Regions from separate parts of the Homo sapiens genome. Here regions 1, 3, 4 and 5 are each linked to region 2. The links are chromatin loops, found by intact Hi-C in ENCODE. Cell type or tissue: heart right ventricle. All regions are shown on one strand.

Region 1 (4,000 bases), 50 kb before region 2:
CTGCAGAGCAGGATGGTGCCTAGAGGAGACAGGGCTGGAGCTTGGGTGGCCAAGGCACAGCAGGACACCTGCTATTCTCTGGGACTTCATCCATCCATCCATCCATCCATCCATCCATCCATCCATCCATCATCCATCCATCCATTCATCCATCCATCCATCCATCCATCCACCATGTGATGGACTGACCCCATAGGTGATCCGGTCATGGCGAGGGTTCCATGGAATCAACAAAGTTTTTGTTTCATGAAGCTTTCGGAGCTGGCCTTCTGTGCATCAGATGGTCGGTCTCAGGAACCTCTGGGCACAGCTGCATGGTCCTTCACTAAAGAGTAGGCACCGGGCTGGGTGTGGAGACCACACGCGTGATGCCATCTCGTCTTCACTGAGCACCTGGGCTGCTCGGTGGGTCCTCTGGGAACTGCTGGTGATGGGCCCCTGCCTGGCTGTCTAGGAGAAAAGGGCAAAAGAGAGGGGCTCTTGTTTGTTGAGCCGGGAAGTGCACGGGCCAGTGTGCGGTGGCCACTGTTGATTCTGCAGCTTCTCTCACTGGCCTTGACCCACTGGGATCCACCCTCTGGTGGGGGGTGCCACTGGCTTCAAACCCATGTCCACCTGTCCCCAAAGCTTGTGCTGTGTCCAAGTGGAGTTTTCATCCTGATGGAGGCTGGAAGAAAAGCTCCTGAAAGGCTGTGCGCCAGGCTCCTCCTGGGCTCTCCCCAACCTTTTCTTTTTCAAAAAGTACTTAATGTTTTCCTCTGCTCTGGCACAGGAAGCCCCTGGCCAGCAGGAGGGGTGGCACTAGGCCTGGGAAAGGTCTGGTGGCCTCTTAAACTTGTTGCAACAGAGATCTGCGAACATGTCCACCAAGCCTGCTGGAAAACAGCTCTTGCCTTCAGCAATGGAGAAAACAGGCTTGCGAGCCTGAGTCTGGGAAGAGCATCACGGGCTTGTTATGGTGTGAGTCCAGGAAGCCCCGGCCGGGATCCTTGCTCCCCTGCCCCGGCCGCTGCCAGTGCTGGAATTGAGTCTTAGGGATGACCCAGGGCTCGGCACTGTGTCATCTTCAGCAGGTGGACCGGCAGCTGGCGCATCCTCTCTTTCCACGGGCTGCATCCAGGCCCAGGGCTGCGCGGTGCAGCCTCACCAGGCACTGGCACTCAGCGTTTCTTCTCAAGTCAAAGGCAAAAGCCCACCAAAGCCTTCTTTGCTGGGGCCAGGTGGGAGGTGCCATACATGCCCGAGGGGGTGACAGAGCTGGGTGGGCTGTGCCCTGCTTGGCAGCCGAAAGCCACCCAGGAAAACAGAGAGGCCATGAGAGGCCTGGACGTGGGGTGTTCTGGGTCCCTGTGCCGCCCCTCCCCTTTGTCACTGTTCCCACGCCGCAGTGGGAAATCCTCAGCTTCTCCATGTTTCTGGCTTCTTGATTTAATTGGCAGAGGACTGCAGCAAAGCCAAGCTGTAGAAATGACACCGTCAGAGGCAGGGACTTCAGAACCCTGGGACCTGGGTACTGTGGAGCCTTCCAGAGAACTGTGGATGGGGAGGGGCTTCATGAATGAGAAATGCGGCTTCGATTTCCCTCCACCCTGGTCTCCTTCAGAGCCCTGCCCAGGCTGCTGTCTTCCCTGCACTGTCAGCTGGTCATGGCGGGGGTGGGGGTGGCACAGGTTCCTGTCTGTACCTCCTTGTGGCCTGCGCACCAAGCACAGTGCCCGCGCTGAGTCCCCTGGAGGGACAGGGAGTGCTGGGGAGACAGAGTCCTCCGTCTGGGTGCTCCTCTTGCTGAGGGCCTGCTGGGACAAGCAGTGACACTGCGCCATTGTCTCTGGCAGCCACCTCCTCCCGTGGCAGTGCCGAGGCTGCAGGTGCCCCTGGCTGCAGGAGTCCTTGAAAACCAGCAGAGAGGAAACCTGCGTGGCCATCCCATCTCACCTCCAAACCTTCTGCCCTTGGGAAAAAGGTGGGACTTTCCTCTTGAGCCCGTCGCAGGCTGATCACCATTCCTCCCTGGGGAGGAGGGCCAGGCCAGAGAGCGGGGAACTGATAGCTGAGGAGGCCCACACCACTGCACCCAGAGATGGGCACTGTTTAGTAGCAGATGTTGGGATCTAACTCCAATTGGCATTAGCATAAAGAGGGATACACCGGTTTCTGTCAGGCACAGCTTGATCCAGCTACTCAAACAGTGTGGCCAGTCTGTCTCTCTGCATCCTCAGGCAAGCACTCTCCACCTGCTCAGGAGACAGTTGCCAGCAGCTCCAGGTTCCTGTTCTGTGTTTGGAGCCAGCAGAGCAGGGAGGATTCCTCTTTCTCAAAGGAAAAAAGCCCCAGGACGGAGCTTCCTTATCCTGGCTGGTCTCACGTCCATCCCTGAGCTGACCGTCTGGGACAGGGCGGTGTCATGCTCTGATTGGCCAGCAGAGGGGGCACGGCCAACCCCGTCCACATCTACTGGGCAGGGCAGTTGCCGGCTGCTGGGTTCCTCCAACTCCCAGGCCGCCCCAACACACACCATTCTGTCGCTGTGATGCCAACTTCGAGTTTATTTTCTCTGCCGGGACTCCCAGGGAGCCTCTTGCTCGTGGGCACAGGAGCAGTGCTTTTCCCATAAAACTGACCTTGTTCAGGGCAGGTTCCTGGATTCGCGCCTTGTGGTGGATGCAGGTCTGGGGTCCTCGTGGTGTGGGGGAAGGAGGCTCTGGCAGATGGGGCCGTCTTTTGTGTTGGAGGGTGACCATTGAGCTCCCTGGTAATGATCACGGCTTCAGTGGCCAGAGGTCAGCTTATCCCCTTGCCCTTCCCTGAGAGCCCCTGGATAGAGGGTCAGGAACCTTCTGGAAGGGATGCGGGGGCTGCCCCTCCCTTGTTCTTGGCTCTGCATGGTCTGGCGATGTGGGCAGGGGTCTTCCAGGGCAATGGAAACTGCACACCCGCTGTAAACGGTCATGGGAAGGCGACAGACAGTCCAGGTGGATAATGACGGGGGGATAAACTAGGCCAGTGACATCCCCGTGACCTCTGGAGGGGCCTCAGGTGGGGTGAAGGTTCTCAGGGCTGCAGGGCAGATGTTGTGACCCACCGGTTCTCCTGTGTCATTGCACAGCACACCATAAGGCGGTCAGCTCCGCAGTGGGCCTTCTGTGGCCTTCCAGCATCTGCCTGGGCTGCTCTCCTTACGTGGCCAATGAGAAGAGGTGTCTGGGAGGCTGGGTGTGTGGCCCCTGCCAGCCTCAGGAGCCACGAGAGCGCAGTGAGGAAGGAGGGCGTCGTCAGAGCTGGGCTAGCCCGGGTCTGCCCCTGGTGTGTGGCCGCTGGTGGGGACAGGGATGGGACCCTCTGGGCTAGCCTGGGTCTGCCCCCGGTATGTGGCTGCTGGTGGGGACAAGGATGGGACCCTCCTCCGCAGCGTGGTGCCCTGCCTCGCCCAGCACGCGGCTCTAAGCTGGTCCTGGGGCTCTTCTGAGTGCCCAGGATTCACAGTGGTGGGGGTGGGGGTGCTTCCTGTCATCCCAGCTTCCGGGTGTTCCCAGGTGCTCCTTTCCTCTCCGTGGCTAACTCTGCTCCTCCTCTGTCATTTCAGCTCAGCCAGCAGATCTCCTGAAGGTTCTAGATTTTCACAACTTGCCTGATGGAATAACAAAGACAACAGGCTTTTGCGCCACGCGGCGATCTTCCAAAGGCCCGGATGTCGCTTACAGAGTCACCAAAGACGCGCAGCTCAGCGCACCCACCAAGCAGCTGTACCCTGGTAAGTGCCGCACCCTTCTGTTTGGGGCGGTGGGTCCCGTTGGCCCTCTGGCCTCCAGCCAGGAGCAGCGCTCAAGCCTGCGTGGTGGCAGAAGCGGGCTCAGCTTTCCAGGAAGCCCCTCTCACGAGCCCGGCTTCGTTTCACTGTAGTGAAAAGGCAGTTGCAACAGTGGGATTTTGTCCTTCTGGACGGGACTGGGCTTTGTCACTGTCCTTCTCTGCTGGATGTGGGTGGGTGGGTGTGGCCCAG
Region 2 (4,000 bases):
GTCATCCCAGGGAACTCTCTGCAGAGCCTCTGCCCCTGTGGCTGGTTTCTGCACGGGACCCCAGGCTGTCCATGCCACACTTTGACCTCTACGTGGAGGGCGCCATGGCCGCAGTTCCTGCCTTCCTTCCCTGCAGCTGCAGGATAATCAGTACCCATGGGTGTCGCCGAGGCCACACCCACACCCTCCAGAGCTGAGCCAGAGCTGCCCCTGGGCCTGCTGGAGCCTTGGCTGGGCGGCTGACGGGTGCTGTGTCGCAACGTGGGGAGCAGACACTTGAGGGGTGCAGGGCAGGGAATGCTGAGTTCCTGGGTACCTCTTTGAAAATGTGGTCCCCCAGGTCCTAGCTTGCCTCAAAGATCTCTGGCTGCCTCGGGGTCATTCTCCATTGTCTTGTTGAGTAGCACCTGGTTCCCATCTGTCAGAGCAAGTCCCTTGAGGAACAGTCGCCCTGAAGTCGTCATGGAACACGGAGGACTCTTGGGGCATTGGGGGTGCCTGACCCTGGCGTTGCCAGGTCAGAAGTGGAGAGAGGAATCCCGCCCTGGGGAAGGGGTCGGAAGTGGGGGTCTCAGGGCAGGGAGCCCCGTCCTGCAGGGAGCCGCTCCCACTGCTGCCTTCACAGCTGTCCACATTGCCTTTCCCAGGGCTCAGGCTGACCCAAGAGCCAGGAGGCCCTGTCCCCATTGGGGTTAGAGTGAGGCCTGGGTGTGCTTGAGGCAGATGGGCCCTGTGGTGAGGTGAGGGCCAGAGGAGGAGGGCTGAGTGGGCAGGTGGACATGGCAGGGTTTCCCATGGGTTCTGGGCTGCTGCGTGCATGGGAGGATGCACCTCTTACCTGGAGGGAGGCGGGGTCTGGAGGTTGCAGCCCTGGGGCCTGACGGTGGTCCTGGCTGGGGACAGAAGTTCAGCCTGGAGCTGGGGCACCTATTTTTCCCTTATCCTTCCCAAATCCACCCGAGTCCCCTTGTCCTGGCATCCACCTCCTCCCTCGAGTGGCTTTGGCCTGGCGGACCTGCCTGGCACTCCCCTTTGGGGTGATGCAGGGAGCCTGGCGGTCTCGGCTCCTTTTCCTCATCTCGGCGTCTTCAGGTGCTTCTCGTGGCGCTGGTCTTGCGGGAGCCTGTGTCTGTCACTGGCCGCTGGCCCGGGTTGCTCTTCTGCCAGCGAGTGCCAGGAGGACAGCCACTGAGGCCCCACCACAGGCCCCCTTTGCAGTCTGTGCTCGTGACTCCCCAGGACAGCAGGAGCTGAGCCAGGGCCTCTTGTGCATGCAGCTGAAGGCCGTCCACACCACTGGGGTCTGGGGTGTCGGGAGGGATGGGCTGCGGTCTCAGACGCCCTCTCTCTGTCTCCCCAGGGCATGCTCATCGAGGGCCCGCCTGGCCCAGAAGGCCCCGCGGTGAGTATCCGGCTTTATCCTGTGACTTGCAGAAGGTGCTCTTGGTGGGGTGGGGTTGGTGACACCCCTTATGTCTCCTGGATGGAAAAGAGGGGGGCTCTCCGCTTTTGCAGATCCCCTGGGAGCCGGCGCTATCCCACCCCCACCTCTGCCTTGGTTGGCCAGTTGGAACTTGGACCTTGCCCTGCGGCCCCATCTTCTAACTGCCCCAACTTTATTTTTAATTCTAGGGTCTTCCCGGACCTCCAGGAACCATGGGTCCCACTGGCCAAGTCGGGGACCCTGGAGAAAGGGTAAGAGGTTGACTGTGTTTCCTGAGATCACACAAGGTGTGGGGCTGCCCACGCCTCCTCTCCACACTGTGACCCGAGCTGTCCCTGCCTGTGGAGGTGACCCAGAGGCTTGTGTCTTCAAATCCCCCCTCACCCAGGCACTCCTCACACCAGCCCCGTTCAGATGTTTCTGGGGCTGAACTGTGGCTATGGGGAGAGTGGGGCCCCTCGGGGCCCAGGGAGCCTGCCAGTGCTCAGCCCAGACGGTGGCCTCAGGACCCTGCAGTTGCCCAGCAAACGGCCGCAGCAGCAGTAACCACAGCAGATGGCTCCGGGGCCTTTCCCACTCCTCGCCCCTGGGCAGCCACACCACGTGGAATTGGCCACCCCCCTTGCTGGGTTTGGGAACTTCCTTGGTCTGGGTTGCACCTGGCTCACAGGCTCAGAGGCATCCTCGGGTGTCCCTCGCCGCGGGAGGAGATGGAGGGAGAGCTGCTCCCTGGCTGCCGCGATTTCCTTCTGACACCTGGTGGGCGCTCCAAGTACTGCGGCCTCCTGGTGTCCGGCGGGGCGGGAGTTTTCTCTTCCTGCTGTTGGAATGAATGTGGATTTGAGTGCAGAAGGACTAAGAACTGATTCCTGGACAGCTGGCTTGTGGGTGGGAGAAACAAGGGCTGCGTGCGGGTGTTCGCGGGTGTTCACGCCAGGGCCCTGCCTGCTGTCCGGGGCAGAGTGAGGACCCTGTGGGTGTTGTGGTGGGTGGATGCAGGGCAGGGTCTGGTCGTGTGAGAAGGTGGTTCGTGATGTCAGAGCGCAGTGGCTAGGGATGCTTCCCAGGTTACTGCACGGGGAGGCGTTTGGGGAGTGTCTTGTGCAGTGCCTGGTGGCTTTGCAGCAGTGCTCAGGAAAGGCGGGCCAGGGCGCAGGACAGTAAGTCCTGGCCTTGGACCTGGAGGTTCTTACAGGTGCTCAGTACCCCTGGAAAGCTGGGGAGGGGCAGGACAGGTGAGGTCAGGCAGCAGGATGCAGGGGCAGGCGGCGGCAGCCTTCTTGGGAGCAAGAGCCGAGCCAGTGGGGATGCTTGCTTGGGGAGGAGATGGGAGCACTGAGGCCGGCCTTTGGAGGAGAAGGATTCAGGTCAGCTATGCGGGAGGAGGTTGTTATCGTTCTGTGTGGCTGGGTGACCTCTGAGGGCAGTACGCATCAGATTGGGCCACACAGTAAGATTCTCTGCCACGTTGCTTTTCACGGTCAGGGATTTGGAGGTCCAGAAGAGGCGGGTCTTGCTCCATGGCAAGGGCCGTGGCGGGAAACAGAGTGGGGTGGGGGCTTGGCTGGCCTCTGGAGCACAAAGCTTTCACAGCATCCCCGGCCTGGCAGCCACATTTCCAAAACTCCAGACAGGCAACAGCGAGTGGCCGCTGCTCTTGCCCAGCCAGCACCGGCCAAAACTCCAGACAGGCAACAGCGAGTGGCCGCTGCTCTTACCCAGCCAGGACCGGCATGGCTGGAGCTCTGTGCTGGGGGCTGCAGCCACCCCAGCTCGCTCTGGAGACCCCTTCCCCCAGATTCGCGTGAGATGGGGCAACGGCCAAGCTCCTCCTCCGCAGAGCTGCCTGCGGATGGGTCCACAGGTGTGGCTGGGTTCGTATGCAAAGGAGAGTGCATTGCATGGCACTGGGAGCTGTTTTCTCTCCCAGATGTAGGACAGGGTGGTACCCACAGGGCACAAATGCCGGTTGACACACAGGGCACCCAGATGCTGACTGACACTGCCTCAGTGGTGTTCCACGGCTCCGTCCTCCTTCTATCCATCCAGCGTACAGATTTGTACTGAGTGCCTGCAGGGCTGGGCACTGCTCTAGCCTGGGGATCTCAATGGTGTGAACCAGAGGGGTGCTGGTTCACACCTCACCATGCGGTCCCTGCCTTTGGGCTGATCCTGGCTTGGGAGTCACTGGTGGGTGGCCCTGCCAGTGCCTTGTGACACCGTGACCTACCCAGCTGCCGTGGAGGAGCCAAGGGCCCTGACTGGAGAATATCGTTGGTTTAGGAGCTGGTCCTCCTCAAACTCACATCAGGGTCCAGGAGCATGAGGACTGAGGTTGGGGTTGGCAGAGGAGCCAACTCCTCCAGGGTCTGCCATCCGTGGAGTCAGAGGAGAGACCTGGAGCCCACCGGCCTCCCCAGGGCCCTTCCAGTGAGAGGGGTGCTGGTTCCAGGAGCTGAGAGCTGACCACCCCTCTGGGTCCAGCTCCGGCCAGCCTTGTTCAGGAAGCCATCCCTGCTCACCGCTCAGCGCCCTCTTGATGTCCAGATCTTGCTC
Region 3 (4,000 bases), 290 kb before region 2:
CTCTTGCTGTTGCATAAAAATCCCCCAAGTTCTTGGTCAGTAAGACCTGGGTTAGTGGCCCCAGGGCCAGGGGACTGAAGTAGGGGAGCTTTCCTAACAGACAGGCAGGGTTTGGGGAAGATTTTTCCTTTGTTGGAGGTTGGATGGGGTGGGGGAGGGGAGCAGGAGGACATGGGCTCTGCAGACCCTCTGTATCTCAGGTAGTGGCCAGGAGCCAAGGGCCCTGCTGGTGGTGCTGGCCTGGAATCCAGTCCTCGGTCTCTTCTGCTCTGCCCCTGCGAGATATAAGTGTGGGCTCTGGAGTCACTCACGTCAGCTCCCTGCTCGCTCACCCAGAGCCTCAGTTTCTGCCCCTGTGGAATGGGGCTAATCCTAGCACCTTGCTTGTGGTGCTGCCTGAGCCAAGACCTGCAGTGGCTCCCCTCTGGCATCACTCCAACACTCAGTGAGGGGCAGCTGGGCGAGACTGAGAGCGAGAGACCTTCCAGGTGCCGGGCTTTGCAGCCTCATTGGCCTTTTCTACTAAGGTCCTTTCTCTGGGTGCCCAGGGACGTGGGTGGCTTGCACAGAAGCCATGACAAGTGTGTGGGTCTACTGAGGACCCAGCTGCAGTGAAGGGCCTGGGAGAACCGGAGGTGCATGTGCTCAGGGAGTCTAACCCAGCTGTGGGGCAGAATGTCACAGGGCTGGTAGTGAGAGTGGAAGGTGGGGTCACCTGGACTGCAGGTGCCTGGGGCCAGCCAACTGCAGACTGTCCAGGGAATAGAGGGCCAAGGTGTCAGTGTCACTGGAGGGCATGTGGTGGCAGGGGGCCCTGGGTGGGGACACGTCAAAAGGGCAGGACCCAGGAATTTTCCAGTAAGTACAAACCTAGTGAACTTTGGGTGCAACAAACAAGCTACTTGAGTTACAAACAATATACTTTAGAGAAAAGCAAACAATTTGCCAAAAAACCCCAAGTGAACTAGGAGCAAATGGAACATGGATTGAGGGGGCCATACAGCCATTTGACCATTCTAGTTGGTAGCAGGGGCTGCTGACAGCACTGTGATGAGAAGGACTCTGAGGCTTTGTCTGGGTGCAGCAGACACAGGCTTGATGGGACTGTCACTGTGCAGCTGTGTTCTTCATTGGGTGAGTTGGAAAGCGAGGGTGTGGGAAGGCAGACAGCTTAAAGGTCCAAGGCCAGCAGACTTTGTTCCACTGTCCTCCTGAATTTGGAATTTGGTGGTTTCTTTCTGTTGGACATGTCACCCCTCTTGGGGCTCTAGAAACTCCACCAGTCCCTGAACACCCACCCTGCCCCACCCCACCCCCGACACATAGGCAGAGACCTTGGTTTTGTTTGGAGAGTTACAACAGCTGATAAAGCTGGGTTGCAATTTTCTGAGTCCCCACTGGGTGGCAACCTCTAATTATTCCAAGTTTTAGGGTTTAGAAAACGAAAATACCTTACTGAAGAAATTCAGTAAAACCTATCTTTGCCGCTGAATTATGTGGATGACAGCACTGAATTTTGTCATGTTCAAGGAAGGAGGCATCTCATGGACCCTTTGTCTTCCCTGCAAGGGGCTCTGTTTCCTTGGCATGCAGGGCAACACTTGATGGGAACTGTGGCAAAAGCAACTTCCCCAGAGGTCAGGATGCTTGTGAAACCTCATCACAACGGAATATCCTCAGCTTGCTCCCCCAGAGAGGCCATGGGAGCTGTATGCAGGGTCAGCCCTACTTGGGTATCTTTAGTATACACAGAGCGAGGGGAAAACATCCTAAGGTGCCTCCATCGGCTCAGGACATAGCGGTCCCTGGTGCCGTGGCTGTCAGCATCCCTATCCACCACCTGAGGGCAGTGTCATCCTGCAGAGTGCACCCGGCAACCAAACTGGTGGCCCCTGCTGACTGGCTAAGCTCTGATGTTTCCCTGGCAACCACCTCCCGGCTCCTCCCTCTCCCATTTGCCCAGCCCTGGAACATGCTGCTTAGTTTGATTTGCAGATGCTGCCTTTTTGCTCTCTGTCCCCATGCTTAGGGGCCAAGATGCTGCCCCAGAATGGACCGTGGCGGGCTGTAGAAGCAGGGACGGACCCGCATATGAACATCCCTGATTCCGTCTTAGCTGAAGGGTCCTCCTTTTCCTCCAGTGCTTGTGTTTCCCACATCCTGCTCTGGAAATGAAGAGCAAAATACAGAGAAGGGGCTTTCAGGGCCAGGAGTGAAGGCAGAGAACTGTGTGATGCTTCTGCGATTCCCCAGGCAGAGCCCCTGCACCCCTCCTTGCCTGCTGCCCATCTCATGGGCTGGGGAGAGTGCCCTTCCCCTGCTTGCTGCTGAGGGGAGGGAGGGGATGCAGAACACTGTGGTTCAGAAGCATGGAAGTGTGGTGCCTGGGACATCTGCCCTGATTAGTCCCAGGGGAGATTTGTGGTGGTCCTTCTGGAGCAGACCTTGTCAACTACAAAGCGACTATGAATTCTAATGAGTTGAACCCCACTGGGACACAACTAAGTTGTCCCCAGAGACTGCAGGAAGCCTCAGGAGGGTGCCTTCTGAGGTCAAAGGAAGACAGAGGGGAGAAAGTGGCATGCCTGGGGCCTGCTTGTGGTGCCTGGCCTTGAGGCTGGTGGATGCCTGCATCTGGAGCTGGAGCCCTTGGTCCCAGATAAGCATGTGAGGAATCAAGTCATGGGGAAGGCAGTGAGTGTGGGAGGTGGTGGTGGGGTTGCTGATTTGGACAGCATGGCAGGTGGGGCCTCCACGGGAAGCCGACCTGTCCTAGTCCACTTGGGCTGGGTGGCTCACAGACAGCAGCTTATTGCTCATGGTCCTGGAGGCTGGAAGTCCAAGATCAAGGCACCTGCGGATTTGGTATCTGGCAAGGGCCCATTGCTGGTTCAGAGCTGGCTGCTTCTGTCTGCATCCTCACATGGCAGAAGTGAGCAAGGCAGTTCTCAGAGACTTCTTTTATAAGGGTGCTCATCCCACTCATGAGGGCAGAGCCTCCCAGAGGTCCCATCTCCCAACATCATCATCTTGGAGGTTAGGATTTCAATGCATGACTTTTGTTGAGACACAGATATTCTGTCTATAGCACAACTACACAGCAATACAGGGAAAGGCATCCCAGGCTGGGGGAACAGCATATACGAAGGCTCAGAGGCAGGAGAGAACTGAGGTGTGCAAAGAGTAACACAGAGACACATGGGGAGAGAGGCTGGTGATGAGGCGGGGACCATTGGGGCTGAGGGTTCTCCATGTTGCCCAGGCAGACATGTGCTGGAATTGCTGGATGTATCGCCCAGACATCCAGCAATTCCAGTGCTTCTTCTCAATCCCCCTTCGAATGCCTCTTTCACCTTTCACAAACGTTTCCTCCTGCTCAGGAGGCTTGCCTGGCCTGTGTCTTTGCTCCCTCCTTCCCTTCCCTCTCTCCCTCCATCCCTTCCTCTGCCTTATAGACTCCTCCCTGAGAAGAAGGCCAGCTCCCAGTCTTCCCAGTCTTCCCCTCCCTCAGGCCCAATCCAGCCTGAGCACGGTCTGGATTTAGTCTTTAGGCTTGGTCAAGAGTGTGTTTGCAAACCTCTTCACTCCTTGCTGGCTAGAGCTTCCCATCTTCTTAACCAGGTCCCCTGAGACTCCAAGGCAGGCACCCACTGGGGCTGATCACATGAATAAATTGGGTGTAGTTCCAAGAGGTGGGAACTGTGGTTTTGTAAATTTCACAAGTTGTCTGCATTTCACAAGTGCACAGGTGTACCATGGTGAATCAGAGGCTCCAAGGCAAGGCTCATGGTGTTTAGCCCTGTGCATACACCACCTCATCTCCCTACCCATCTATTCACCCACCCACCCATCCATCCATCCACCTACCCATCTACCTACCCACCCACCAATCCATTCATCCATCCATCCATCCATCTACCCGCTTACCAATTTATCCATCCATCCATCTATTCATCCATCCATCCATCTACCCATCTATTCACCCATCCACCCATCCATT
Region 4 (4,000 bases), 570 kb before region 2:
TTTGGAACTGCCCCTGGCTGGTGGGTGTCCCTGCCTGCCAGCCCCCGTCCTGCTGGCCTTGGCCTGGGTGGTGGGCTGGCCCCAGGGTGGGGTGTTCCTCCTACCCCTGCCTCCGCTTCCATCACTTTTTTTTTTTTTTTGAGACAGCGTCTCTGTTGCTCAGGCTGGAGTGCAGTGGCGCCATCTCGACTGATTGCGACCTCTGCCTCCTGAGTTCAAACAATTCTCCTGCCTCAGTCTCCCGAGTAGCTGGGATTACAGGCGCCCACCACCGCTCCTGGCTACTTTTTGTATGTTAGTAGAGATAGGGTTTCACCATGTTACCCAGGGTGGTCTAGAACTCCAGACCTCAGGCAATCCATCTGCCTCAGCCTCCCAAAGTGCTGGGATTACAGGCTTGAGCCACACAGCCTGGCTGCTTTGGTCACTTTGGGAACAGTATTCCAGTGTCAGGCTGCTGGGCTCGGGAGCTTGGGTGTCTGCCCCAGTCAGTCGCCCCTCTTGGGGTGGGACACCCAACAGGCATGGAACACAGGGTACCTGTGTCTTTTAGGGTGCAGGGCTGGGCAGTTCCAGCAGTGTCCACCAGGGGGCGGGGCCGCACCGCTCAGGGTGGAGCTGGAGCCACCAACCCGCATCCTGGCTGGGGCTCCCGGCTCTCACCACAGCCCTCTCCGCCTGGCTTCTCTGGGCTTGGGCAAGGCCCCTAACTGTTCTGTGCCTCAGTGTCTTTCCCCTTGAAGGGACTGATCTGCAGAGTGCCCGCCCTGGGGTTGAGCTTATGGTGAGGGCTCGGTGGCAGCCAGCCCTGACTGTCCTGTTTACCCCATGGAGAAACTGAGGCTGGAGTGTCCGCTGGACATCCGAGGTGACACCCTCAGGTGCAGCTGGCAGCGGGGCCCCAGGAGATGCTGGGAGATGCCTAGATTTGTGGGGTTCTTGGTATGTGCCCAGCACGCAACAGTTCCAGTTGCAGTCTGGACTCTCTCTGGCATTGTTTTTTTCAGAAGGTCATGTTTTCTGTGTGATACATAGAATACCTGCTCACTATAGAGACATTTAAAGCAACACTGAGCCGGGCGCGGTGGCTCATGCCTGTAGTTTCAGCTACTCCGGAGGCTGAGACTAGAGGATCACTTGAGCCCAGGAGTTCAAGACCAGCCAGGGCAACATAGCAAGACCCCATCTGTAAAAAATTTTTAAAATTTACCCAGGCGTGGTGGCACGCACCTGTGGCCCCAGCTACTCAGGAGGCTGAGGTGGGAGGATTGCTTGAACTTGGGAGGTCGAGGCTGCAGTGAGCTGTGGTTATGCCACTGCACTCCAGCCTGGGCGACAGAGTGAGACCCCATTTCTAAAAACAAACAACAAACTAAACGACAGGGAGAAAGAGTACAATAAAAACTAAAAAGAGCTCTAATCTTACCAATCAGCACGTGACGGGCACCACTGGCGTTTCTACGGAGGAGAGTCGTTGGCATTCCTGTGGGTTTTCTGTTTCCCATTGGGTCCAGAGTGTGGAGCAGCTCAGGGAGGCCCTGCAAGGGTGAGGGAAGGACGCAGCGTGCCTTTTTGTGTGTTCCAAGGTTTCCTGGGACTGGAAGACTCTGTCAGTGATGTGCAGGGGGAGCAGGAGGGTCCAGATAAGGCCCTTTCAGTGCTGTGTATCGAAGGCCCCGAGGGTTTACAATGGGATGTTTCCCTGCATGCAGATGCCTTCCCCGTCACGTCCTGGGTTCCTGAGGACCAGGCACTTTGCCCGAAGTACACAGTTACTGTGGTTTCTTTTTGCCGCCCCACCCCCCCGCCCCCAGCACTATTATGAAATGGATATTGGCCTTGAAGTAGATGGTGTCTTAGGAAGGAGAAAAAACATTTCCCTTCACAGTGCCTGTGGTGACCTCTGGGCAGAGTGGTAACCGCCCTGCCTGGCAGGCCCAGGACTCCCTGGATTTCTCCGACTCTGCAGGGATGCCCCCATGGCCTCCCAGTCAAGCCTGCTCAAGGGGCTGCCGTTCCCTGCTTCTGCAGAGAGGGTGATGACTGTCTAGGGGGAGAAGACCTCTTCTCAGGGCTCAGGGGCCTCTATTAATAAAGTGACTGCTGACCCCGGACGTACGGGAGGGAGGAGGGGATGGAACGTTCCCAGGGTTGGCGTTTGGCCGGAGACGCTTCTTGCCTGACCCAGTGCTGGCCTCCTGAGCATTCCGGTTCTGCCCTGGACCCCGAGGCTCCGATGGGCCGGAAGCCCTGCATGGACCAAGTGCTGGGGCTCCCCTTCCTCAGGGACATAAATCTCCCTGGACTGGCTCCCTGCGAGCGTCCTGAGGGCCTGAAAGAAGGAGGGACGGAGCCTCAGGCCTATGGGACCAGGAGGGACTCAGACATAGGCCATCGACCCTCCAGGAGCTGGCTCACAGCTGTTCTGGAAACTTCTCAGGCTGCACATGATCCGGCTCTGCCTCTAGACCCCAGAGGCAGCCCGCAAGAGGGCTCTTGCTGTAGTTCGCTCGCGTTCGGTTGTTTCCATGGGTGTTAGTGGGTGTGGGCTGGGGACAGGCAAGAGGACAAGTCCTCTCCACCATCAGAAGCCCGGCCTGTGCTGCAGAGACAGGAGGATGTGGTACAGGCCAGTGAGCCCAGCTCGTGTGTCTTAGTTTAGCCACTCACAGACCCCCGTGCAGTTCTCTGGGGCTGAGGTCCTCGGTACCCCAGGAGGGGAGGCAGGCGATTTTAACAAGTCATTCTAAGGACAGCACGGCTGGCAAGAGGTGGCCACTGCTGTTGCCCGGACGGACAGGTGAGAAACCCAGGGCACAGAGAGGCCACTTGCCGGCCCTACGCCACACAGGGAGTGCGGAATGACTTTGGGATAACTCCACACACACCGCGGCAGCCCCTACTTACGAGAACTTTGCGGCAACCTTGAGTGTGGGTTCTAAGCAGAAAGAGAGGCCAGGCTTCAGGGACGGGTGGTGCCACCAGGAGGGGCTTTTCTGGTCTGACAGGCCGAGTGGGGCCGGGGCCTTCGGGAGGGAGGCCGGGGCCTGCGCGGTCACCGCTGTGCCAAGGAAGAAGGCACTCCAGGCAGGGATCTGGCCCAGGCAGAGGCCCCGGGAGGGCTGCTGGTGAGGCTGCGGGGTTGGGGCTGGAGTAGGAGGTAGAATCTTCTTGGGACTGGCCCAAAAGATGTCACAGCACCAAAGTGTGGGCCAGCCTCGGGGGTCCCTCCAGGTGACATTTCAGTGCCCCAGGAGAGACCACCTCGGAGACTTGGCCCCGCAAGGCCCTAGCGCACACTGGCGGGGAGAGGCTGCCTGTTCTCCCTGCGGTAAACGCCCCGGGCCGACAGACTGGGCCGAGTCCCGTGGGCCTGGGGTCGCTTTGGTGGGTGCCCTCCCCTGCCTCGGCATTTGGACCATCCCAGAGGCTGCAGGGATTTAACTCAGGGGTGGGTGCTGGTCCCTGTAGTTGGAGCCCCGAGACCCTCCGGCCAGAGGAAGAGCCCAGCATTCCCGGCACCCATGAGAGGACCCGAATAGCCCGTTTTGAATCATACCCGCTGCCTCCACGCCCCTCGCCTGCCTCCTGCGCCCCTCGCCTGCCTCCTGCGCCCCTTGCCTGCCTCCCACGCCCTGCACCCCCATGTACCACGCCGTGTACTCTGGGGCTGGGGAGCCCTGGGGAGGCTGAAGCACTTACAGAAGCTTCCCTGGGGCACCAGAGCTCGGTGAGGGTGGAGATAAGTTAGTTTAAAAAATGCAGCCAGACAGAGCACGTGGAGGCACGAGTGGTGCCAGCTTTGCCCTCTCTCGGGCCTGCCAGTCAAGACCCCTGCCCTCTGAGTGCTTGCTGCGCATGGGCTGGAACCAGGTGCCCACGTGCATGATGTCTGGCCCCTGGGGGCTGCGCATTGCTTCCTCTTTGGGACTGCGGAGAAAGCAGAAGTTCAGAGAGGACCTCCAGCTAGTAGGGAAGAGAGAAGGAATTTGCAGGCAGC
Region 5 (4,000 bases), 580 kb before region 2:
TGCTGGGCAGGGTGTGGCCTGAGGGTCTGTGACGGCCCGGGGTTCCCAGCTGCCCCTTGCAGAGCCTGCAGAAAGGAGCGGAAGGGTTTTCATCCGGGGAGTGTTCGTGTTTAAGAAGCCTAGGCTAGATGTGTGGGATGGGGCGCACCTTGAGGAGGGAGCTGGGTGGTGAGGATGGGGGGATGGACCCCCGTGTGGGGAGGCACCCCGTTTGCGCCCTTCTTCCCTCTAGTCTGTCATAGCCTGCTGGCCTAGCTGAGACCAAGCCCCACAGGCTGGGAGGCTATCTGTGGCAGGAATGTGTCTCCCCGCAGTCCAGGAGGCTGTGGTCAGGATTGAGGAGGCCTCTTCTTGGCTTATAGACGCTGCCTTACCCTGGCTTCACACCAGTGTCCCTGGTGCCTCCGTGTGTCCAAATGTCCTCTTGTAAGGACACCACCCTTGGGCCTCATTTTCACTCTGTCGCCCTCTTTGAAGGCCCTGTCTCCAGTACACTCGCCTCTGAGGCTCTGGAGGCTTGGGCTTCAGCATGAGTCCCCTTGCCACAGCGGTCTTTATAGCTTCCTGCCTTGTGGGGCCAGCCTTTTGCCATGCATCTCTCCTGATTGAGATCACACCGCACTTGGTGTCCCCTGGACGGGCCACCTGTGCTCAGTTGTGTGCGCCGCTGTTGTGTGAGCACACGTAACCCTCACGGCCACCTCTGAGGAGGGGGGTTGTCCTCATCCTGCATAGAGGCTCATTCACTAGCCCAAAGCTCCACAGCAAGCAGGTGCAGGGACTGGGATTCCAGCCTGGGCGCCCCTGAGCCCAGGGTGGGGACGGAGGGGTCGCTGCATAGCAGTTTTCCCATCGGCGTCTCCTCAGGTCTAGCGAGTTAGACCCTTCTGGACTTCACTGAGACAGGTTGGCTGATGCGTTCATCTCTGTGAGGCTCTGCCCAGGCAGCCTGGGTTAGGCATGCGGACACGCTTGCCATCAGCTGTGTTAAGGGAGCCCGGCCCCCCGGCCCTCACTGTGACCTCGGCCTGCCTGGCGGTGTGACGTGGTGTGCCCCTGAGGGAGGGACCGCATGGCCTCACAGCGTCTCCCGTGCCTTTTCAGTGTATGTGACCGGGCTGAGGGAGCGGAGACGCCAGGTGCCTGGCGAGGCCAGGCGTCCCCGTGGTGGTAATGCTGAGGGCCGTGTCCTTCCCGGTGCTCGGGACACACCAGCGCGTGCACGTGCTTGGGGGTCGGTGGGGGTCTCTGGTGGGGCCCAGGGGTGGGGCCTGCACCAGGACACACCTTCCTTGAGATTCCCTCCTCCTCACTCAGGTGAGAGGAGATGCCTTCCTCCACTTCTGAGGGTCGTGGGGTTGCCATGTCCTGAAAACTCTGACCTGTACATCGACAGCTTCTGGGAACCTTGACTCTTTTTCAGCTGTGTGAGAAGCAGCGGCTCTGCTCTGCCCTCAGGGCTGCAGAGTCCAGCTGATAGGCCTGGGGCATTAGCTGTGGATGTGACAACAAACAGATGGGTTCTGTGGGTGCAGATGCCCCTTGCGTCGATAAATTCTTAAAGGAGAATTTCCGAGGTGATTCCCCAGCCCTCTTTGCTGCTGGTGGAGTTGTCCCTCTGTTGAGTTGGGCATTCGCCAGCCTTATCCATCCCCTGTGAGGCAGGTGATTCCTGAGAGTGCCCATGGCCTGGTGCCCCAGGAGGCCTGTATTCGTAAAGTCCTGGTGTCAAGGGGCCCCCGGGCCTATGGGCTTGAGGTGTCAAGAACCTGCTCACGGCTGGTGTGCGTGGCTAGGCCACCCTTCGGGGCGGCGAGGGGTGGTGGTGCTGGCACTGATGGTGGTGGCCGACCTCACTCAGATGTCGCACGTGGGGGATGGGGAGCGGGTCCCACCTCCTGTCCCTGCCTGGCTGTCAGCGCCCGCCGTGTGTCACCTGTCCGTTTTTATTGCAGATGACGACAACCCCCCCGTGTCTTTTGTGAAGTTCTCCCCGAACGGCAAATACATCCTGGCCGCCACGCTGGACAAGTGAGTACTGCGTGGGACTGTGGGGGCGGGCATGTGGCCTCCCCAGCCAGAGACACCTGCGTGCCAGCGTGAGCCTTTGGAGAGCGTGTTGTGGGCTTGGCACGGGATCCAGGCTCCTGGTGGAGCTTCGGCTTCTGGGCAGTGGCCTGTTAGGTCGGAGGGCAGGCCCCCGTCCATCCCTTCCCGAGGCTGAACCTCAGGTCCGACTATAGGAGGATTTAGGGTCCGTTTTCTGGTTGAGCAACTGTGGCCAGGGCAGGCCTAGCCATCCCGCATGAAGGAGTCGGCGGTCCGGGGGCCTCCAAGGCCCTTTCTGGTTCTGACCTCTGAGCATCTTGATTTTACCTCTCACAAAGCCACTGCCCTCCTGGGCTGTTCTCTAAGCTCCAGCTTTCCCATGCGTGCACCCTCAGCCCTGTGGGTCCGAGCCTGGGCCCTGATCCTCTGAGGGCTGTGTGGTTGGGTGGTAAAACCTGTTCTGGATGTTTCCAGAACCAAGAGGACTTCCTCACCCTTTTGAGGATGACCCGAGTCAGGGACGATAACACCCATCAGCTTCCTGTTAAAGTCTCTCTTGGAACTACAAATACTTGCGGCTGTCACACTGTGCTCTCAGACGCCAAGTCACTGGACTTTGAGCCTGAGGGGCTCCTTACCCTGATGGGGAAGGGGGTTCCAGCCCCGCTGGCTTTTGCACCTGGCGCTGATGGTGGCTGTGACGTAGTGGCTGCAGAGTTGGGTGTGGGGACAGAAGGATGCCTCCAGACATGCCGCCTCACCCCTCTCTCTGTCTTGCAGCACTCTGAAGCTCTGGGACTACAGCAAGGGGAAGGTGAGCCCCCGCAGGCTTGGGCCCCCATGGTGCACCATCCCTGGGTCATGGCCTCTGGTGGGGACAGAGCTGGCCCCGGTGATGACAAAGGAGAGGAGCTCAGAGAGCCATCTCCGCTGGGTTTGGTGCGAATTCCTGAAAGACCTGGGTATTTGTAGGGTGGCAGTCTGCAAGTTAAATCTTCGATTGTGTGGGTTTGGTACTTGTACTTTTCAGAAATAAGTGAAGTGAGTAGTGAAACGCCTTGCTTAGAACGTAGAATTACACAAAATCAAGGGGAACCATGACTCTGTGACCAGCCTGTCCCCTCCTGTTTCAGTGCCTGAAGACGTACACTGGCCACAAGAATGAGAAATACTGCATATTTGCCAATTTCTCTGTTACTGGTGGGAAGGTGAGTCTCATAACCTTGAAGCGTCTCACCTGTTCCCAGCTTACTCTCCCGAGAGGTCACACCTGTTACAGGTTGCTTTATACTCAGAGACACTTTTCTGTGCCCACAAAATGAATTTCCATTTCAACCAAAGCGCACTGCGCCAAGTACCGGGGACACCTTGTCCCGTTTGTTTCTAGGTCCATCTCCTTAACGGAGGCAGGCAGCCTGTTGTCGGGCTTTGCTGGCAGTGCTTGGTTGACACCTTCCGAGGGCGCTGGGACCCAACAGGTGGAGCTCTGTGTGCTCAGGGTGTCCCTGGGTGGGTGCGCTGGCTCCGGGGCTGTCGTCCACCGGCCCCAGCAGGGAGGGGAGTGTGTTTTCCCGCCCACCCACACTGGTCTCGATGCTCCTGTCTTAGACCGGGGTGACTCGGGCAACATGTGTGTGACACACAGACTCAGAAAAGGGTGACCTGAGAAGCATCTTCCATCCTGGAAGCCTCTCCTGGGGCAGGCAGGTGCCTGGCTTCTGTGAGCGAGGCCGGTGCTGGGATAGAGCAGGCGGGGCTGTCCCCATTGGGAGAGGAAGCCTCAGGCCTGGCTGGAGGGCAGGCAGGGCTTTTTGGTTGAGTTCAGCGAGGCAGCCACCAGCAGGGTGGGCGTGGGGCAGGGCATAACTGGAGATTCTCTCCCTTTCACATGCATGAGCTCTGACCTGCTTTTCCTTGCCCTGTTTTCCCTGCTTGTTGTTACGTAGTGGAT

What was found. Hi-C counts contacts between places; a loop is a spot of excess contacts. Peaks named below come from ENCODE experiments on the same cell type or tissue, not always from the same donor. Only the 100,000 strongest peaks of a DNase experiment are listed, where the experiment ranks them.
Region 1: a loop joins it to region 2, with 3 times the contacts of the local background. A loop is called at or near these places in 80 of 110 quality-filtered maps.
Region 3: it touches region 2 in a loop (16-fold over the local background); 80 of 110 quality-filtered maps call a loop at or near these places.
Region 4: a loop joins it to region 2, with 5 times the contacts of the local background. A loop is called at or near these places in 32 of 110 quality-filtered maps.
Region 5: it touches region 2 in a loop (3-fold over the local background); 4 of 110 quality-filtered maps call a loop at or near these places.

The regions. Positions count from the first base shown.
Region 1 is chr9:134,687,329-134,691,328 of GRCh38, forward strand. COL5A1 (collagen type V alpha 1 chain) reads left to right here. Exons shown (of 66, transcript NM_000093.5): 2 at 3,584-3,751. Among named protein-coding and RNA genes, the nearest start is that of COL5A1-AS1, 36 kb to the left of the region's middle. RefSeq lists an enhancer at 1,462-2,252. In heart right ventricle, a CTCF peak has its summit at 2,415 (motif pointing right); a DNase peak (open chromatin) is centred at 2,413; H3K27ac peaks cover 817 bases.
Region 2 is chr9:134,737,114-134,741,113 of GRCh38, forward strand. It overlaps COL5A1 (collagen type V alpha 1 chain), which reads left to right. Exons shown (of 66, transcript NM_000093.5): 10 at 1,361-1,402; 11 at 1,633-1,695. Among named protein-coding and RNA genes, the nearest start is that of COL5A1-AS1, 86 kb to the left of the region's middle. In heart right ventricle, a CTCF peak has its summit at 2,205 (motif pointing left); a DNase peak (open chromatin) is centred at 2,208; H3K27ac peaks cover 1,567 bases.
Region 3 is chr9:134,447,899-134,451,898 of GRCh38, forward strand. All of the region lies in intron 1 of LOC105376311 (a long non-coding RNA gene), which reads left to right. Among named protein-coding and RNA genes, the nearest start is that of MIR4669, 70 kb to the left of the region's middle. RefSeq lists a silencer at 1,745-2,039. In heart right ventricle, a CTCF peak has its summit at 1,834 (motif pointing right); a DNase peak (open chromatin) is centred at 1,893.
Region 4 is chr9:134,170,335-134,174,334 of GRCh38, forward strand. It overlaps LOC124902297 (a long non-coding RNA gene), which reads right to left and starts at 1,691. Exons shown (of 2, transcript XR_007061834.1): 1 at 1,427-1,691. In heart right ventricle, no CTCF peak of the experiment used is centred here; DNase peaks (open chromatin) are centred at 831, 1,710 and 2,192; H3K27ac peaks cover 432 bases.
Region 5 is chr9:134,152,511-134,156,510 of GRCh38, forward strand. WDR5 (WD repeat domain 5) reads left to right here. Exons shown (of 14, transcript NM_017588.3): 10 at 1,956-2,031; 11 at 2,830-2,863; 12 at 3,183-3,257; 13 at 3,996-4,000. Among named protein-coding and RNA genes, the nearest start is that of RNU6ATAC, 10 kb to the right of the region's middle. RefSeq lists an enhancer at 1-396. In heart right ventricle, no CTCF peak of the experiment used is centred here; no DNase peak of the experiment used is centred here.